Regions from separate parts of the Homo sapiens genome. Here all the other regions are linked to region 6. The links are chromatin contacts, found by Hi-C or POLR2A ChIA-PET in ENCODE. All regions are on one chromosome and are shown on one strand. The core of a region is the stretch at or near the end of the contact, and the rest is flanking DNA. Distances in the headings are between cores, read along the strand shown. Region 1 overlaps GMDS (GDP-mannose 4,6-dehydratase). Region 2 overlaps GMDS (GDP-mannose 4,6-dehydratase). Region 3 overlaps GMDS-DT (GMDS divergent transcript). Region 4 overlaps GMDS (GDP-mannose 4,6-dehydratase). Region 5 has its middle 190 kb from the start of LINC02521. Region 6 overlaps GMDS (GDP-mannose 4,6-dehydratase).

What was found. A loop is a pair of places that touch in the nucleus more often than their neighbours do. ChIA-PET counts read pairs that join two places held with the same protein, here RNA polymerase II (POLR2A). Pooled maps may share reads with other maps.
Region 1: a loop to region 6 is called in a map of endothelial cell of umbilical vein, with 7 times the contacts of the local background. The contact joins two enhancer-like sites. A Hi-C loop is called at or near these places in 5 of 168 maps with a recorded cell type or tissue (IMR-90, PC-3, PC-9 and 2 more) and 4 of 50 pooled maps.
Region 2: a pooled map shows a loop between it and region 6 (5-fold over the local background). The contact joins two enhancer-like sites. A Hi-C loop is called at or near these places in 18 of 37 single-sample maps with no recorded cell type and 5 of 50 pooled maps. POLR2A ChIA-PET finds 5 or more read pairs at or near these places in 1 of 52 experiments (MCF 10A).
Region 3: POLR2A ChIA-PET joins it to region 6 with 10 read pairs in H1. The contact joins two enhancer-like sites. POLR2A ChIA-PET finds 5 or more read pairs at or near these places in 3 of 52 experiments (BJ, H1 and PC-9).
Region 4: a pooled map shows a loop between it and region 6 (4-fold over the local background). The contact joins two enhancer-like sites. A Hi-C loop is called at or near these places in 1 of 37 single-sample maps with no recorded cell type and 3 of 50 pooled maps. POLR2A ChIA-PET finds 5 or more read pairs at or near these places in 1 of 52 experiments (HCT116).
Region 5: a loop to region 6 is called in a map of Calu3, with 2.7 times the contacts of the local background. The contact joins two enhancer-like sites. A Hi-C loop is called at or near these places in 10 of 168 maps with a recorded cell type or tissue (Calu3, IMR-90, MCF 10A and 6 more), 10 of 37 single-sample maps with no recorded cell type and 18 of 50 pooled maps.

What each region holds. Positions count from the first base shown.
Region 1 is chr6:1,820,455-1,823,300 of GRCh38, reverse strand. All of the region lies in intron 7 of GMDS (GDP-mannose 4,6-dehydratase), which reads left to right. Among named protein-coding and RNA genes, the nearest start is that of FOXC1, 210 kb to the right of the region's middle. Within about 2 kb of position 1,421, at least 2 of the 41 ENCODE cell types and tissues checked have a DNase peak (open chromatin) inside an H3K27ac peak, as active enhancers do; they include endothelial cell of umbilical vein, where a contact is called at or near this core.
Region 2 is chr6:1,737,837-1,740,779 of GRCh38, reverse strand. The region is part of intron 8 of GMDS (GDP-mannose 4,6-dehydratase); the gene reads left to right. Among named protein-coding and RNA genes, the nearest start is that of FOXC1, 130 kb to the right of the region's middle. RefSeq lists an enhancer at 775-1,114. Within about 2 kb of position 1,348, at least 2 of the 41 ENCODE cell types and tissues checked have a DNase peak (open chromatin) inside an H3K27ac peak, as active enhancers do.
Region 3 is chr6:2,395,697-2,398,460 of GRCh38, reverse strand. The region is part of intron 4 of GMDS-DT (GMDS divergent transcript); the gene reads right to left. Among named protein-coding and RNA genes, the nearest start is that of GMDS-DT, 150 kb to the right of the region's middle. Within about 2 kb of position 1,405, at least 2 of the 41 ENCODE cell types and tissues checked have a DNase peak (open chromatin) inside an H3K27ac peak, as active enhancers do.
Region 4 is chr6:1,664,021-1,666,782 of GRCh38, reverse strand. The region is part of intron 9 of GMDS (GDP-mannose 4,6-dehydratase); the gene reads left to right. LOC107986514 (a long non-coding RNA gene) reads right to left here. Exons shown (of 2, transcript XR_001743788.2): 1 at 879-2,762. Among named protein-coding and RNA genes, the nearest start is that of FOXC1, 55 kb to the right of the region's middle. RefSeq lists enhancers at 1,033-1,202, 1,213-1,442. Within about 2 kb of position 1,347, at least 2 of the 41 ENCODE cell types and tissues checked have a DNase peak (open chromatin) inside an H3K27ac peak, as active enhancers do.
Region 5 is chr6:2,440,739-2,443,684 of GRCh38, reverse strand. No RefSeq gene overlaps it. Among named protein-coding and RNA genes, the nearest start is that of LINC02521, 190 kb to the left of the region's middle. Within about 2 kb of position 1,529, at least 2 of the 41 ENCODE cell types and tissues checked have a DNase peak (open chromatin) inside an H3K27ac peak, as active enhancers do.
Region 6 is chr6:2,102,916-2,105,837 of GRCh38, reverse strand. The region is part of intron 4 of GMDS (GDP-mannose 4,6-dehydratase); the gene reads left to right. Among named protein-coding and RNA genes, the nearest start is that of GMDS, 140 kb to the left of the region's middle. Within about 2 kb of position 1,422, at least 4 of the 41 ENCODE cell types and tissues checked have a DNase peak (open chromatin) inside an H3K27ac peak, as active enhancers do; they include endothelial cell of umbilical vein, where a contact is called at or near this core.

The DNA of each region.
Region 1 (2,846 bases), core at 172-2,671, 280 kb after region 6:
TATTAATTTGGTGTCACGATATATAGTAATTTTTCACTAATTTCTGACCCAAGAAAATAAGCAATTAGTAGTAACTACCATGCTGTGTTTGGCTCTAGAGGGCATTTAAATATAAAAATTGGGTAATTTTATGTATGTTGTACAAATAAGTTTCATTTTACAAATGAGTTTTGCCAAATATTTTACACACTTCTAGTATCCATACCAAATCTTTTTAATGAGCTCTAAATTATAAAAGTACAAAAAGCCACTGGAATTGAGAGGATGTTTGCAAAGAAGGAAATCCTGTGGTATAAATGACCCAAATTTATAGTATTTTCACCATACTGTAACTAGATTGAAGGATTTTTCTATTGCATTTTGTAATTTGGGGAAAACCTGTTTATTTCTTCTGTCAGACTTCTCTTAATCGGAAATATTTATAGTAAAATGTACACAAAAAGTACTTTTTACATTATAGGTCATTTTAAAGTTAACAGTATTGAAATATTTAAAATATAGGCGAGGCATTTCACTGAAGTTTTTACTTCTATATTATTGTAACCTGACTTAGCATCTCATATAAGAAAAAGCAAGTCTCCAAGTATGTAAATAAATTTCAAACATGCTTCTACTTTTGGTTTATTTGTATATTCATCACAAAGCCTTAAACATTAACAGATAATTCTATTTCTCCTTTTTTCATCTTTGTCATCTATTGGAATATTAACTGTTAAGTAATTTTCTAATTTTGCTAATCTAGAAAAATATCAATATTTTTCTTGAACTATCTCATGACTATGTATTGTTTCCACGATTCCTTTCTACTCTTGGAATTCGTCAGATTATTACCGGAGTTTGTATATGTATTTTTTTCCCTCTTTTTCATCCTAACAAACTCACTTCCTGTGAAAATAATCAGAGCACTGTCAATACTACCAGGGATATGTGACCTAAATCTTACCCCAATACTTCTCAGAATGATGAGTTTCTAAATGTGTTTGGGCTTTGCCAAGCCATCACACACTTTAAAATATAGCTATGGTTTTGAATTTCCAAATGCATTCACATTAAGTAATTTTATAATGTTGATATTTTTTAAATGGGAAAATGTGAGTTGGGTCAGAAAGCTACCTTTCACCCTGAGTTCTCCAGCTTGGTGACGTGTGGTACCATTTCATTATGCAGGACTCAGTGAACAAGAAGTCAGTTGTCATAGCCGTCTGTTTCCTGGTAGTTTACACACCAGAAACTGAAATCTGAGAATGGTACTTGAAGGAAAACAAAGAGCTTTACAGTATTTTTTTTTCTTTTCAGGAAAACACACAGAAGCTAATTTTAGCGTCTTGATCAAATTGACCCAGCCTTTAACCCTGGCAAACGTTACCACGACACACTTCCAATAGACAATAGTTTGCATACCAGCATTGCACTGGAAACAGATGTGCATGCAGAATTGGCGTCCCCTCCCCCGCCGCAAGACTGAGCCCGCCACTGTCATGAAAGTTGAAATGTGGTCCTTCCTAATTGGGGAAAAAACTAGGTCTTCTTTCAAATTTCAAACTACAAGCTTTCATGACTTCTTTAAAAATTTATTATGTCACAGTTATGTTTTGACCAGAGTTTCAAAATATCATTCACTAGAGAAACATCTCTTGGCTTTAGCATGATTTTTATCTTGGTAAAAAAAAAAAAAAAAAAAAAAAAAAACAAATAAATTGTTAGCAGCTGCGCTATTCATGAGTGATGGTTACACAGTTTATATATTAAAACGTTTGGAATGTGCACAATTACCTCTTTTACTTTCTCACCAGGTCTCCTACAGTTTATATAAACTGCATTTTTATTACCAAAGAACTGTCCGTCTTTCCCTCCTTATCCTCGCCCATCCCAGCTTGGCAGAGTTTGCTCCCTAAAGCCCACGACAGCGAGCTGCCCCCCGTCCCCACCCACCAGCCGCGGCTCCCCTGGCAGTGTTGAATTCAGCCTCTCCGCTCAAAAGGAGCTGGGAGGGTTTGCTCAGTTTAGGATTACTTAGCATAGACCCTTCTCAGAACCTCCGGGAGACCCACTCACTTCCGAAATGCAAGAGAGTTTTTCCATTTTTGCCGAGAGACAAGAAACAAATATCTGTGTTTCTTGAGCAATGGAAAAGGATGTTTCCTGTCTCATTTGCTGTAATAATTGCTTCTCTCAAAATATCCTTTCACTCTGGGATAGCTATAATTGGTTGCAGTATATGCATCCATATATAGAGTCCATGTATACAAGACACAATGAGGTGGCATTTTGTAAGCATGTTCCATAACTTAAAAATATACATGTGTTTAGAAAACATTGGCCCTGTGACTTCTCTGAGGCCATAGAGAAGTTAGTGACAGGCAGGCCTGGGCTAGAGCCCCATGCCCATGCGTGCAGGACCACCCAGTGGCCAGGAGCAGAGATTTCTATGTTGTAGGCAGAGAAATCTCAACTGATAATTCATATTTTTAAAATATGAATTTAGGGGAATGCATCATTGTTTAAAAAGCAGCAGGCTTGCAGTTATAAAGCACTATGTAAACTATAGTGCTTATTAGAATTTTGGAAATTCAGTGAACTTACTCAGTTCAAAAGTGAGTTGTTAGCTCTCTACAATATTCTTGTCTCTAAAGAAATAATGAGTGCTGCTTATTCCTGTAGGTGAAGTGTTTACATTAAAACGTAAACAGAATTTGAGGATTCTATTTAGAATTATAATTCATCTGTATGGAATTGCAGTAAACAGATTTTGGACTACTGAAACAGTAATTTCATGTGAGATATATTAAATGCAAAAGTTATTCTAAATTTTATAGGGTCCATAAATAACCATTAGTCAGATACCC
Region 2 (2,943 bases), core at 99-2,598, 360 kb after region 6:
AATAATCTTTGAAGTGTAATTTGGTTATGTTGATTCTTTTGGCCTTCTATTTTATTTTTTAAAGAAGATACCTCATTTTTCAAAAAAAAAAATTGGCCTTCTTCTCTTGTGGACTGAAAAATGCATTGTTGGATTGATTATGTTTGGAATTGAGGGTTTTTTTATACTTTTCAAATATAAAATTTATGTTGCTTCTAAGTAACCCTCCTTTTTTTTTTTTTTTGAGACGGAGTCTCACTCTGTCCCCCAGGCTGGAGTGCAGTGGCACGATCTTGGCTCACTACAACCTCCGCCTTCTGGGTTCCAGTGATTCTCCTGCCTCAGCCTCCCAAGTAGCTGGGATTACAGGCATGGACCACCACGCCCATCTAATTTTTGTATTTTTAGTAGAGACGGGGTTTTACCATATTGGCCAGGCTGGTCTCAAACTCCTGACCTCAAGTGATCCGCCCACCTCGGCTTCCCAAAGTGCTGGGATTACAGGCATGAGCCACCGCACCTGGCCCAAAAATTTTAATTAAAACGTATAGTTTAGCAGAAATTAATATCTGCCACTCTCATTAATTACTTTTTTTAATAACTCTCTAACATATTTTAACAAATTTATATTGTATATGTGAATAACACAGATTATACTTAAACAAGTTTAATGAGAAAAATAAGATGTAAGCATAACATCTTATTCTTTAAAAAATATGTGCACTTTTGTTTATGTTCTCTGTAGGAATCAAACATGACATTTTATTATTAGGAGTGTCCTGTTATGCTCCAAAAGTTGCGAAGGATGATACGCATGAATTATTTTTTAAATGTGTGAAGTATCTATGCTAATAAAGGCTTAAGCATAGTGAAACTGTTTAGTACTATATTAGGAAAGGGAGAAAAGTGAATGGACTTTCCCAGCAGTCAGAGTTCTTCTGTTTTTCAGGAACTGAAACTGAACTCAGAGTAGCCTTAGGTACCTGGTGCTCCTTCAGGGCCCCTCTGCTTCTTGGCTCCAGTGCCCTGGGATGTTGCCTCCATCCCTCAGCTGCTCCCCATGGCAGAGGGCAGTCTAGACTGCCTTTCTGGGGACACAGCCTCACACAGTCAAAAGAGGAATAGAACCTTTAAGAACAATCCACCTAGAAAAATCCTGAGGAAGGACTGTGGCTGGCCCTTGTGGGTCCTGCAGTTATCCCTAGACCTGTCGCTGTGGCCAGCGTGGGACTGGATCCCAGGCCTTGGCCTGTTTTCAGGGTGTGAGGATTCTGGGATGAGCAGCCCCACTGAAAGTCCACTGTTTGAATGCGGGGGAGCAGGGTCTTCCCCTATAGCAGGATGCTATTGCAGAAGAACGGCAGGATGTGCTCCAAGACAGACAGAGACAGCCCATGCTCACCGCGGCACGCAGGGAGTGGTTAGGGCGAGCCTGGAGGCATGCCAGGAGCCGCACCCCTACTGTGTTTAATTTCCAGGGCTGGGGCACTATTGCACTGAGAAGGAAACTGAGGCACAGTGCAGTTCAGTGCTCTCCCCAGGTCACACAGCAAGGGAGTAGCAGAGCCAGGGTCTGAAATGAGTATGTTGTGACCCAAGACGCTCCTCTTTCCTTTATGTGCACTTTTTATCCTTCTTGTTCATATGCTGTCAAAAAAAACTTTGTGATAGGATATTTGCAGTGAACACAGACCCAGGTCTTCATGCCTGTGGGCATCGTCTCCTTCCCAGGTTATCCTCAGTGCTCTCAACAGCTGACGGTGCTCTGTAAATACTTAATTAAGCACAAGTGGATATCCCAAAAGCCAGCTTATCCAGAAAGTCCTCCCAGAAACACCCACTGTCATCCTGATTTCCGCAGATTTCATGGTTAGCCTTATTCCCTCTCATATGGTGGGGACAGCTTGAGGGAAACCACCATGCTTCCTCCCTAGAGGCTTGTTGGAGCTGTCCAGCTAAGGATGAGGAGGATCTGCATTCAGCCGAGAACATGGAGAGGGAGAGGAGCGATTGATTTGAGTCTTAGAATCAGCGGGATTTGGTGAACAGCCAGATGTAGAGGGTGAAGGACAGCCAAGCTCTCTAGTCTCATTAGCATTGCCATTAATTAAGCTAGAAAGCTTTCTGCTAGCTCAGAGTTCTACTTGTTGTGCTTTGTGTCCTTGCCTCATATTACATGAGGCTGTACCGTATCAGACACACCAATCAGCATCTGGAACATTCTCACTTTTGCTATTCTAAGCTCTGCTGTCTCTTCCCATTTTTGTTATCGTTTTTAAAATTTATCCGTTGTAATGTTCTCCGAAAAGGCTTGACACGTGTCGCCATCTGTATATTTAGAATCGACACAGATATTTCCTCTTGAAGTCTTTGACATCACTTGAGTAATTTGAATAATTTTTGTTTTGCATTTATTAGAAAATAGCACATTAATTTGAGTTTGGGTTAGTAGAAGATATTCGGGGAAGCAGATCAGTACCACATGCAGTCCTGATAAAATGTAAGGTAACGTTTTAAATTCTTACACAGTCATTTGTATTGAGAAAGGCAGCCTTATGACAACTGCTTTCTTTTGATAGCATCTGTGTGTGTGTATGTGTGTGTGTATGTGTGTATATGTGTGTGTGTATGTGTCTGTGTGTGTGTATGTGTATCTGTGTGTGTATGTGTGTATGGGTGTGTGGTGTGTGTGTATATGTGTGGTGTGTATGTGTGTGGTGTGTGTGTGGTATGTGTGTATGTGTGTGGTGTATGTGGTGTGTGTGTGTGGTGTGTGTATGTGTGTATGTGTGTCTGTGTGTGTGGTGTGTTTGTGGTGTGTGTGTATGTGTGTGTATGTATGTGTGTATCTGTGTATGTGTGTGTGGTGTGTATGTATCTGTGTGTGGTGTGTGGTGTGTATGTGTGTGGGGTTGCGTGTGTATGTATGTGTGTATGTGTGCATATCTGTGCGCGTATCTGTGT
Region 3 (2,764 bases), core at 156-2,655, 290 kb before region 6:
ATGGCTACTCTTACACCCAAACCTGACCTTGGAGGCCCTTACCAGGCAGGCTCCCTGGCCAGCCTTCAGTCAGCCTCCAGGGACCCCTAAGATCTCCCAGCCCCTTAGAGTCCACATGCTATGGGACACACCTCCCTCCATTCTGCCTGGAGGTCTCACCTCCAGACCTCCTTGCACTCTGCGCATCTCCACCAACCCACTCCACACATGACTGGTGCCTTCTTGTCCTTCAGGTCTATGCTGAGCCACTGCTTCCTTTTAGAATGTCCCCCAAGACCCAGGGATGGGTCCCAAACCTTGTCCTGGAGGTGGTGCATTGCAGGCCATGGCATGGGTGCCCCTTTGCTTGTCTGCCCCCACTACCACCTGCCAGCAGCCTGCTTGAGCTCAGGACTGTCCTTGTTCACCCTTCTCTTTTCAGTGTCACCACGGTGCCTGCCACATAATAGATGCTCAATAAATAACTGCCAGTTAAATGAATAAATGGCTTTCATTCCACTTTGCTCAATTTTCCAAAGACTGAGAGCTGGGAAGAGTCAAATGCTCCTTCTGCTCCTTCAAGGCCACAGTTTGCTCTGGCTAATGAGCCAGCCACGGGAAGAGGGAGCAAGGACTGGAGTGCTCATCCTCACACAGGATGCATAGTGGTGCACAGCAACAGCACTTCAGCATCCAGGAGTGCCTGTCACAAAGCAAGGGCAGGAGTGGTCATGGCTCTTAAAGGATGTCAGGGGATGTAGTTCTCTGGCTACACTGCTCACTTAGGAAGTCAGGGATAAAAGTAACAAGCTCTGAATGAGTTTTCTTGCTTTTGCAAAACAATATGACACAGACCTGGACTGGGCCATTTGGTAAACTCCAGTGCTGATGGACTCCTGTGACAGGGAGCTTCAGCCTGCAACGACTGAACTGCCCACCTGCAGGTGCAAGCACAGGTAGTGGGTAGTCTGGTGACACGCCAGGGGACGATGCTCAGGCAGTACAGAGGCAGCTAGCCTCGGGGCCATGCCGGGAAGCAGGAGCGAGCGAGGCCATGGCAGCCTGGGCTCCTTGCCAGGGGCTCCTACTTCATGCATCATGTGTCTCGTTGGAGAGAAGAATGTCTTCCAGGAATCCCGGTCACCTCAACATCTGGTTTAGTGCTTTTTCCTCCAGCCCAAATAAAGTGACTTGTTACTTTCAAAATCAGGTCCAAGTAAACAGAGGGGAAGGGTGTTTCCACAAACAGACTTCGTTCCATCTGGTAAACAAGAGAAAAAAAGGGTTGGAGGGCAAAGTGAAGCCTTGCGAAGGGCAGCAGAATGGAGTGGGCAGCCTGCAGGATATTTGCGGTGAGTGCAACATGCTGAAATCCAGGCTCTGAGACAGCTTGTCTGCTGGGCTGCTGAACAGGGAGGGAAGAAACTGCATGCTAATGAGCTATTTGCTATGACGTGGCTGCTATGGGGAGGTAAGCACTATCCCGTATGTGATTCTCCAAGACAGCACTGTGACCAACACACATAAAGTGTCAGGCTGAACAGCTGCAGCCGCCCTTGGGGTTGAGGGAAGGGCTCTTGTAACATTAATTGAATGCCCTTATGCTTTTACATGTTTTCTTTAATGCAATCCTTGCAACAAAGCTGTAAAGAGGAATTATCATCCCTGCTTTATTAATTAGACTAAGCAACTTAAGTGCACACAACTAGTAAATTCAGAACCATGATCCGAACCTGGAGCTCCTACCATTGTTCTGTAGTGCGAGGTGCCACCTTCAGACTACGGCCTCTGCATTACTGTCTTAGACACTTTCCACACGAGGGCTGAGTAACTTTGTTTTCTAGTTTAATGGTGATTTCAATAGGTCCATAGCCAATCACAGCAAGCTATTGATGAGAACATTCTCAGTGAGCATAAACCCCTGGGCCAACCACTCTGCTTCACATTTGCAATCCTGCCTCCTCCTACATTGGGATTTAGCACATTTTCCACAAGGTGGAGCATCGAGGTAACTACATAAAACTCACACTCACTTATGCTTTTTTTTTTTTTTTTCGAATTTGAAAATCCAAATTCCCCATCTGCTCACAAAGTCTTGTCTGGAATTAACCAGACAGAATGATAGCCTCACATTATAGAGTGGGTGCCCAGTTAAGGAAGCAAGTTGAATTTACAGCGGTAACCTTTGCTTGCCAGGAAAGTCATCCAACTGGGGTTGGAAAACCAGTCCTCAAATCTTGAGTATTAATTGGACCTTTGGCCAAAGCAATCACTCTATCAGCCAATTAAGGTCCTTGGAGCAAGAGCATACTGTCACTCAGAGCCAACACAGGCAGCTTAAGCCCTGGTCACAGACCATTTCTTTCCCTCTGCCGCCAAACCCATGCCTTTGCCCCTTTGTCTCCAGTGACTCGAGTTTCCCTTCTTCCGTCTGCAAGCAAAATTAGAGGGCTTTAGAGCTCTCCAGGACCCAGCTACCTATGAGTATTTTAAAAAGAAGCCACAGCTAATCTATTGAAATTTGTAAAGTTTGTGAATTTTCAGTGAGGGTCATCAGGGAGTTTGTTTCCTTCTGGAAAGAGACAAAGAGAAGTGGGAACCAAGAGGAGTGGGAATTTGGAGACCAGCTGATGGGATGGAATTGCGTGGAAGACATGCCAACTTCTCACCATCTTTCTTTCCAGTGTGAAAAGGAACACGTATTCAACACCTGCACTCTTTCTGTTACTGTTTTCGGCATCATATTGACTAGTATGTTCCAATGGCACTCATGTTTCCAATGAGT
Region 4 (2,762 bases), core at 98-2,597, 440 kb after region 6:
CTGTGACCTTGAGGACCAAAAATGTAAATGTCATAAGTCAGCCGTAGACGTTACAGGAGAAGCCTACTACGCAACACCTCCAGAGAGGGACCAGCTTAAACTGTAGCTCCGGATCCCAAGGGTCCTTTTCATTCTGTGGAAACTCGGTGATTCCATTAGTGATCACACCACCGTCACGTGAAAAGCTGACTGTATAATTTCATATTGCCTAAGGTCTTTTATAGTCTTCTCAACTTCACCTTTGGATCATTGAGTGTATAACCTTTTAAATTTGCAAGAACTTTTAATATAAACAAGTAGGTAGACAAACAGGTAGGGATTTACCTCCCTGGTGTAACTAGGCTGAGAGGGTAGAGGAAGGGTCAGGGCTGTACACTTAGCACTTAACCATATTTCCTCCATAAATAAGAAATATTCTTGGTCTTGGTGCATCATCAGGACCAACAGGAGAGGAACCCTAGCCCACCAGATCCACACTGTAAAATAAAGACGGCACAGAAAAGGAGGGGATGCAGGTACTGTGGTGCAGGGGAGAGGATGCTGGGCAGAGCAGGACTCCCGTCTCTAGGATCTCAGAGCGACTTGACCCTCAGGGACTCTCACGGCCTTTGCTGCTTCATCCATAACAAGGGGCAAATGCCTAATCAGTTCACTTCCCATACACTCAGCCCACTTATATGAAAGCCCTCCTGTAGACCGGAAGCCCTACATGAATGGAAGTGTCGTTGTCACTCCTCTGCTGATGACCCACTTGGCTGTCAGTGTGCCCAGAGGTCGAGTTTAACTCCTCCAAGTCGCTGAAATTAAAAATACGGTCTCCAGAAGGAAATAGTCTATGTATTATAGGACTCAACTTGACATACCAAATCCAAACCTACCAGATATATTAAGGTGATATTTAGAAAGTAGTTCTTATTTGAGCTCAGGAGAGCTTTTTCACACAGCGGGCTTCCTTGTAGCCTGAAGACATGATGATATGTACACAGACCCTGTTTTTCTAGGGCTGTTTAGCTATTATGTGTAGCAAGGCACACGTGTATCCTCCTTCATCCAGTTGTGGCCCATCGAGGCAGGAGTATGTGGCCCCCAGAGAGCAGAAAGGAGGCCTCCTGCTCTGGTCCTGGTAAAGGAAGGAAACCAAGACATGGAAAACAACAGCAAAGCCTTCTGCCCCGTGCACCTTCCTGGCAGATCTCATTCCTACCCAAATGGGTAGGAAAATGGGGGAAAGTAATGTATAAAGTGAACCCCAAGTAAGTATTCTGTTGTACTAACAAGCCAGAGGTCTGTCTCCCTTCCTCTTTTACATTCATATTTCATTGTCACTTTCGATTCTTAGGCTGGCCCATTACCTCCCTCAAACAAGGAACTGAAACAAATCTCTTTAAAGCAATCATGGTTATACATTTTATATTTCATTGTCACTTTTGATTCTTAGGCTGGCCCATTACCTCCTTCAAACAAGGAATTGAAACAAATCCCTTTCAAGCAATCATGGTTATATATTTTGTGCCCTTAAAAGTATAAGCCAGGAGGGGGGAGAGATAGCATTAGGAGATATACCTAATGTTAAATGACGAGTTAATGGGTGCAGCACACCAACATGGCACATGTATACATATGTAACTAACCTGCACATTGTGCACATGTACCCTAGAACTTAAAGTATAATAATAAAAAAAATTAAAAAGTATAAGCCACCTCTGAATATAGTGATCAAAGATAAACTGCCAACTGCCACTTCCACCAGTCATACTCTGTCCAAGAGATACACGTACTCTGTGGTAGAGATGTGCAAAGCCAGCTGAGTATGCAGAAGTCTATCTGTATTCACATAGCACGTGTGGTGTGTGAGAGCGATCCTGGTGAACAATAGTGACGTGAATATGTTCATTCTACAGTTAGGACGCTTCTAACTTTAGTTTCAAAATGTTTCTACTGCACTATACCTTGGTATCAATGAGATTTTTAAAAAATCTCTACCCACATGTGAAGCCTCTTTACTACTATATAATCACTAGTACTTTCCAAATTAAATATTATGCTTACATTATTAAACATTAGCATTGCCCCCTGTTAGGCCAGAACTGTGGCTGATCAGGGAATAGTTTACATGAGTCTCAAACATGTCAATGTGACAGAGTGACACAGTAAATCACCTCTAACCAGTATGGCTTATACTCAAAAGCACATTGCTTTCAGCTTCGTTATGTGATTGTCCGTGCTGTGCCTGTAGGAGTGGCCAGACACCATGAATCGGGGACTCTAGGGAGAACAGGACACTCATTCATCTCACGCCTCTCTAAGGAGAAACAATTCCTCTCCTCTGAAGAGAATACTCACGGTCTCCCATGTGAGTGAACGATGAAGTTGTAAGAACACTCCCCCACCTCACTGTTGGTGACAGAGGACAGTGTGGTTCCAGGGGGTGGGCAGGTGAGAGGGTCCAGAGAGTGAAGGAGATGCTTGGATGATCCAGAAATCTGGGGCCAGCTCATTGGCCCAGACTTTCATTAGTTTTGACTGAAGGCTGACACAAGATTCAAGTAGCAAAGGGCAGATTCTCGGCCTTACAGAGAAATGATAAAGATTCCAAGAGTTGATTTTTGCAGTAAGAATGGGTAACATTTAAGAAACACCAAAGTAAAATTTGACTAGGTTACTTCTTTTTCTTTTTATAAGCAACTTTTAGCCTAATTATTGTAAAGAACTATAACGGGGCATGCATGTGATTTATTTGTTGAAATAAATGTAAGCACTTA
Region 5 (2,946 bases), core at 280-2,779, 340 kb before region 6:
GTTCTTACCTCAGCAATAACAGCAGCAATAGATTCTATCCAAGAAGTTTTAATCACATATGTCAGCATGACATTTTTATAATAAAGAGAACTTAATTATTAACTGATCACAAATTAACTATCTATTATTGTGTTGGGCCAAATATTGTCTAAAATGAATGATCATTCTTTCTTAAAAATTCTTTCTTCCTCAAAAAGATTATATCAATTTTATTAATTGTAATGGGAGTATATTTACGTAGCTAACATACCAATGTAAACATAGGCATGATATAAATCTGTAAATTAATAGCAACACTGAAGCTATTTGAAATAACATAGTTACGTTTTGGCCATTAAGATTGACAAATAGGCCAGGTGCCATAGCTCACACCTGTAATCCCAACACTTCAGGAGGCTGAGGCAGGCAGATCTCTTGAGGTCAGGAGTTCGAGACCAACCTGGTCAACAAGATAAAACCCCGTCTCTACTAAAAATACAAAAAATTAGCCAGGTGTGGTGGCACTTGCCTGTAGTCCCAGCTACTTGGGAGGCTGAGGCAGGAGAATCGTTTGAACCCAGGAGGCATAGGTTGCAGTGAGCCAAGGTTGTGCTGCCACACTCCAGGCTGGGACTGTCTCAAAAGAAAAAAAAGAAAAGAAAAGAAAAAAAAGATTAGCAAATACATAATTGGAATAGTTGATATACCTGTTATTTCTACCCTGTCCAACCTACGGGATCTCTTTATGAGTAAATGGAATCAGGGACTTTGAAACTATGCTTAGTGTTACAAATAGCAAGTTATAAAAAAAGTGACCATTTAGAACAGCGTTTCTCAATCTTTTACTCATTACCACCCCTCCGCCAAGGAACCCTTTTTAGACATCTTCCCTAATCAATCCCCCGTATGATTCTAATATCACAGATATAGTGTTTATGTACTACATATATGTATATCTGTGACTTATATATAAAAAGGATTTTTAAAACACACCCCTTAAGAACCAATTTTTATTCATCTGGGGGCAGTATTACCCCTACTGATTTTGAGGATTTAAAAATATAGAGAAAGATAGCAGCCCCCAAATTCCCACTTGGAAAGAGGGTTGTTCTACTTTTCTTGAATCACAGCCAAAAACAATGGGCCTAGATCAAAATAAATACAAAATCATTTTCTGGGATTGGGTGGGGAAAGATAAATCTTCATTTCTAAGCTGACTTTTTTCCCCTGAAAATATTAGTTGTTATCTAACAGCAGTGAGCCTATTACTGACTGAAAGGAAATGTTGACCTTTGGTACTCAGCCCTGTATATGACCATAAACACGACTTCACCCATTACCATCATCACTCACTCATTCACTTCCTGACATTTGCCCAACCAGCTCTGCCTCAGGAGTTAGAGATGCAAGGAAGGATAACACTCAACTTGAATTTCTTCATTCCACTAATGAGACCAGCAATCTTAGAAGTAGTAAAAAAGTAAACAAATCTATGTATTCCAAAACACCTAGAATGTCTAAAGAAAGAAAGTGTATTGCTATTTCTGGAAGAGAAATAAAGCATAACATTGAGAGGCAGTGATTATGAATCACAGCCCTGTTACCGTGTACATAGAGACAATTTCCATTCTTTTGAATAAGCAAACCAACAGCCTGACTTTGGCCATCCACAAGTGTGTCAACAAATCTGCCTTAAAACTGACTTGCAAAAGTTTGAGTTACAACTTTAAAGGGCTCATAAAGGAATGGTGAGATGGTGTCTTGTGGCAGCCAGCTTCTACTTTGAATCTAATTAAGTATTTCAACCACTGTAGGTTAAAACGTTGATTCCCAAATGGGGCTTCCACACGGGAGTTGTAGTTTTTCAAAACAGTTGCCTCCTCCATTTGTTTTTGTCTCCAGCCAGCCTTAAACCTCAGGCACCACCTGCTTTAAAAGTTCCCTTTCACAGCCATGATGTAGTGGGAGGACATGCAGCTTTGGCAAGATCATGGTTCACTGAAAAGCAACTTTGCACTAGCACGCCATTTATTTCTGACATGCTGGCAAAATTGAAAAAGGCTTTAACTCCACAAGGGGTAACATTTTTCTTTAGGAAAATTGTCAACACAGGTAAAACAGCTGTGGGCAAATTAAGAGAAATTAGCTATTGAGTCAAATTCCTGTAGCTTGGGGATGATTTTCATTGACATAAACGTAGTCTAAAGTCATAAAAAGGAGTGTTTCCCAAACGAGATCCAGGGATGCTGATGATAGCGAGTCTGTGATCTATCGTCCATCTGAGAGTGAAGGGGGAAATCACATCATCCCTAACTATTTGGCTGCTCCTACTCTTGTTAACAAGGGCCGAGAGCCCCAGTAAGTAAGTGGTGGGAGGAAGGTCAGCACAGATGGGGATGTGGGGACAAATCACATGCATATGACCACCAAAAAGGGAGCTGATGTCAAACGGTATCCCAGAGGCTGGCCTGGCCAAGCTCCTCAGACAGTCTCCATCTTCTCTATGATTTAAAAGCTGCAAAGAGTATGAATGTTGTGAGAGACAATTTTGATGGTGTAAGTCTTATAAGAAGTCTGGGAAAGAATAATGGCAAAAGCCCCTTTTCACCAACTAAGAAAGAAATTACAGCCTTTCCAAAATTCCTACCCATAAGTCCAGATTTTAAACTTGGCTGCTGTCTATGAAATAATAATAATAATGAGGGCTTCCTTTGTCCAAGAGATGAGTTTCAGGGGAGAGGTAGAAAGAAGACAAAGACAGCAAAACAGATTGTCAGGGTGAAAGTAAGAGTGTAGGTGGCTATGGAGCAAGAGAGAGAATAAAATGTAGTCAAAAGAATCAGAGCACCTAGTGTTGAATTGTTCATTTACATCAACATTTCCAAAAGTATCTTCCCTGGACCATAAGTTAACTATGTTCAGAAATGCATGTTCATCTCTCACATGGTGTTTAACAGTGTCTATTTC
Region 6 (2,922 bases), core at 173-2,672:
AATGGGAGCTGATAGAGAAGAGGCAGCAGTTTCGCACTTCTTATGCTGTTTGGTATATCAGGGTAAAAAAACCTGTTCCTGAGTTTCTTTTCTACTCCCATTCCATATATTTCATTGGTGCCAGGTTTTTATTTTTTTAGTATATAACAGTAAAGTCTTTTAGAAATTAGTGGTATTGACAAAATAAACCTTTTAGGACATTCTTCAAGACTGTCAACCCACATTATTAGTACTGATGGTAAATAACCAGTCTTTACCCTGAGTGCATGGATTAATTGTTACATGGTGTAGGGGACAGGGTTTTTTTGTTTGTTGTAACATTCCCATATGGCTCACACTAGAGTGCCTTTCTATTTGTTTGTTTGACACTAACTTATCTTAGGACAATTCAGAGCCAGTATGGTCAGTCCTAAAGGGGAGGCTGAGAGGCTCTTTAGTGTGGTCTGATACATTTCTCCATCTTCCCTAGAGAAGAAGTGTTTGAATATTTGACAGAAGTTAGTCGATTATTATGTCACAATATTTGAGTTATTGGTTGTTTACATAATGTGTGTAAATAATTTTTTCATCTGTTTGCTTTGCATTTGCTTTATATTAAATATTAGGAAAGTGTTTTGGTTTAGTGATCATTTCTTTTTTTTTTTTTTTTTTTTTTTGAGACGGAGTCTCGCTCTGTCACCCAGGCTGGAGTGCAGTGGCGTGATCTCCGCTCACTGCAAGCTCCGCCTCCCGGGTTCACGCCATTCTCCAGCCTCAGCCTCCCGAGTCGCTGGGACTACAGGTGCCTGCCACCACACCTGGCTAATTTTTTGTGTTTTTGGTAGAGACGGGGTTTCACCATGTTAGCCAGGATGGTCTCGATCTCCTGACTTTGTGATCTGCCCGCCTCAGCCTCCCAAAGTGCTGGGATTATAGGCGTGAGCCACCGCACCCGGTTAGGTTTAGTGATCATTTCACTCTATCATTTGGCAAGATATTTAGATTGCAATTTAGCAAAAATTAATTTATCTTATTGGAATTATTTACTTAAGTGACTTAAAATTTCAACTTTTGTTTTTCAAGCATAAGTTCATCAAATTTGCCAAATTAAAATTTATCAGCAGCAATAATGGAAAAAATCTATTGGTTATGTTCAATAATATTATGTTAAATAATGTAACTTCAGTCATTTTTCAGTTTTATAAATTTGCTTCACAGAGAAAGAAATGGAAATTTCCAATAAGCTTTACGTTTGTGTAGGGAAGCAAATTATCCCTAAAGCTTCCTTCTTCATCCCTCTAGATTAGAGACATGATTGTTTTTGAAACTGAGGAAGTTTCTGGTGTGTTTAAGAATGTTGTGCTCTTTTATACACATAGATGGCAGCAAAGAATTAGACAAAGGAAGTGAACCTTGCAGTTGTAGTGAAAGATGAGTGACAGTACAAACTGACTCCATCAGCATAGCTGCCTGTGTCTCATACTTAAACATAAAATAAGAAAGAAAGCTACTATTGATAACACAAGAATATAGGAGAACGAAGAAGGCTCTGAGAAGCTGTAATACACTGAATTTCTGGACAAATCCCAGGTGGGGAAGCTTAATCTTTTAAGGTATGTCATCCACTCCTGTAAGATGATTGAAATCAGCTAAGATAATATGCATGTCAAAATAAAGAGACAGTGAAGGGCTGAGGGGCAGTAGGGCCAGAGGGAAGTAAAAGAGAAACCACGCACAAGTTGCAGCGGCAAGCAATAGCCTGCTGCCTGCGGGCACTGTGGAGTTTGGCCTGCATGTCTCCTCTTTAGTTAAGCAAGTTACAAAGAGGAAATGTCAGTCCACGAATCAGGCAAACATTCCCTGGGAACGTTTGCTCAAATGTCAGCATTTTAGAAAATAGAACTGTAGTCTATTATGGTTCAGTCCCCATACTGGGTTTGCTGTTAAGTGCACAAGCACAAATATATTGCTTAAGAATGCATTTGCTATTAACAAGTCATTTTATGTCTTAATTAACATTCCTAAATAATGACATAATCACTATAAAAGATGACAGTCATCATTATAATTAATATTTAATATGTGTGTGCTTCCGAGGACCTTTCTGTGGCTTCTCACAAATTTCCAAGGTAATTTTCAAGTTTTAGAATTGCATTTGGTGAGATCACAGTCATGAGGATCTAATGAAGTAGAATCATATTTAGTAGAAACTGAGATTCGGAAGTGAGTTGTAGAAAAGCAATTTGTAACATGTCCTTAACAATCCCATCACCTCAGTATCTTACTAATTATAAACGAAATAAGGGCTTCTTAATGCCACTAGAGTAATGCTAACATTGTTTAGGAAAACATTTCTCCTACCCTCTATTTTTTTTCTGGTCTACTCTCAGGAATTTTAGTACCACAGACTAATCTCTGGGTCACAAAATTTATTCTAAAGGTGTGTATAACAACGTGCTTAAAAGCAGTATCTGGCAAGTCTCTCTTGTGACAGCAACGTTATTTCTGACATAATTATTTTCTTAGTAAATTTGATATCTTAACAACCCCTTCCCTCATTTCTGAGTTCAAAAAATAACACTTAATATAATTTATTTCTCATACTTAATAAAAGCTTACTTGAGAGCATATTGCCATTCATCCTCTAGCTGCTTCCCCCAAATGAGGTTAGAAGGGAATGCGGTTTGCGAGGGTATAAGGTGGTTTCCAGCATCGTACGCTGTGTACTGTAATGGGCCTCAATGTTGTTTTAATGAAGCATTAAACATATTCTGGCTGTTGCTTGTTACTTATTAATGATTAATTGGTTATACTCTGTCATATCAGTAGAAAAAGAAGATATGTATGTAGTTTTTCTGTTTTAAGCAGTCTACTGTGTTAACTTCAGTTTGTATGCACAGATATTATCTGTGTTACCCTAATATTTTTAGTAGTGTAGGCGGT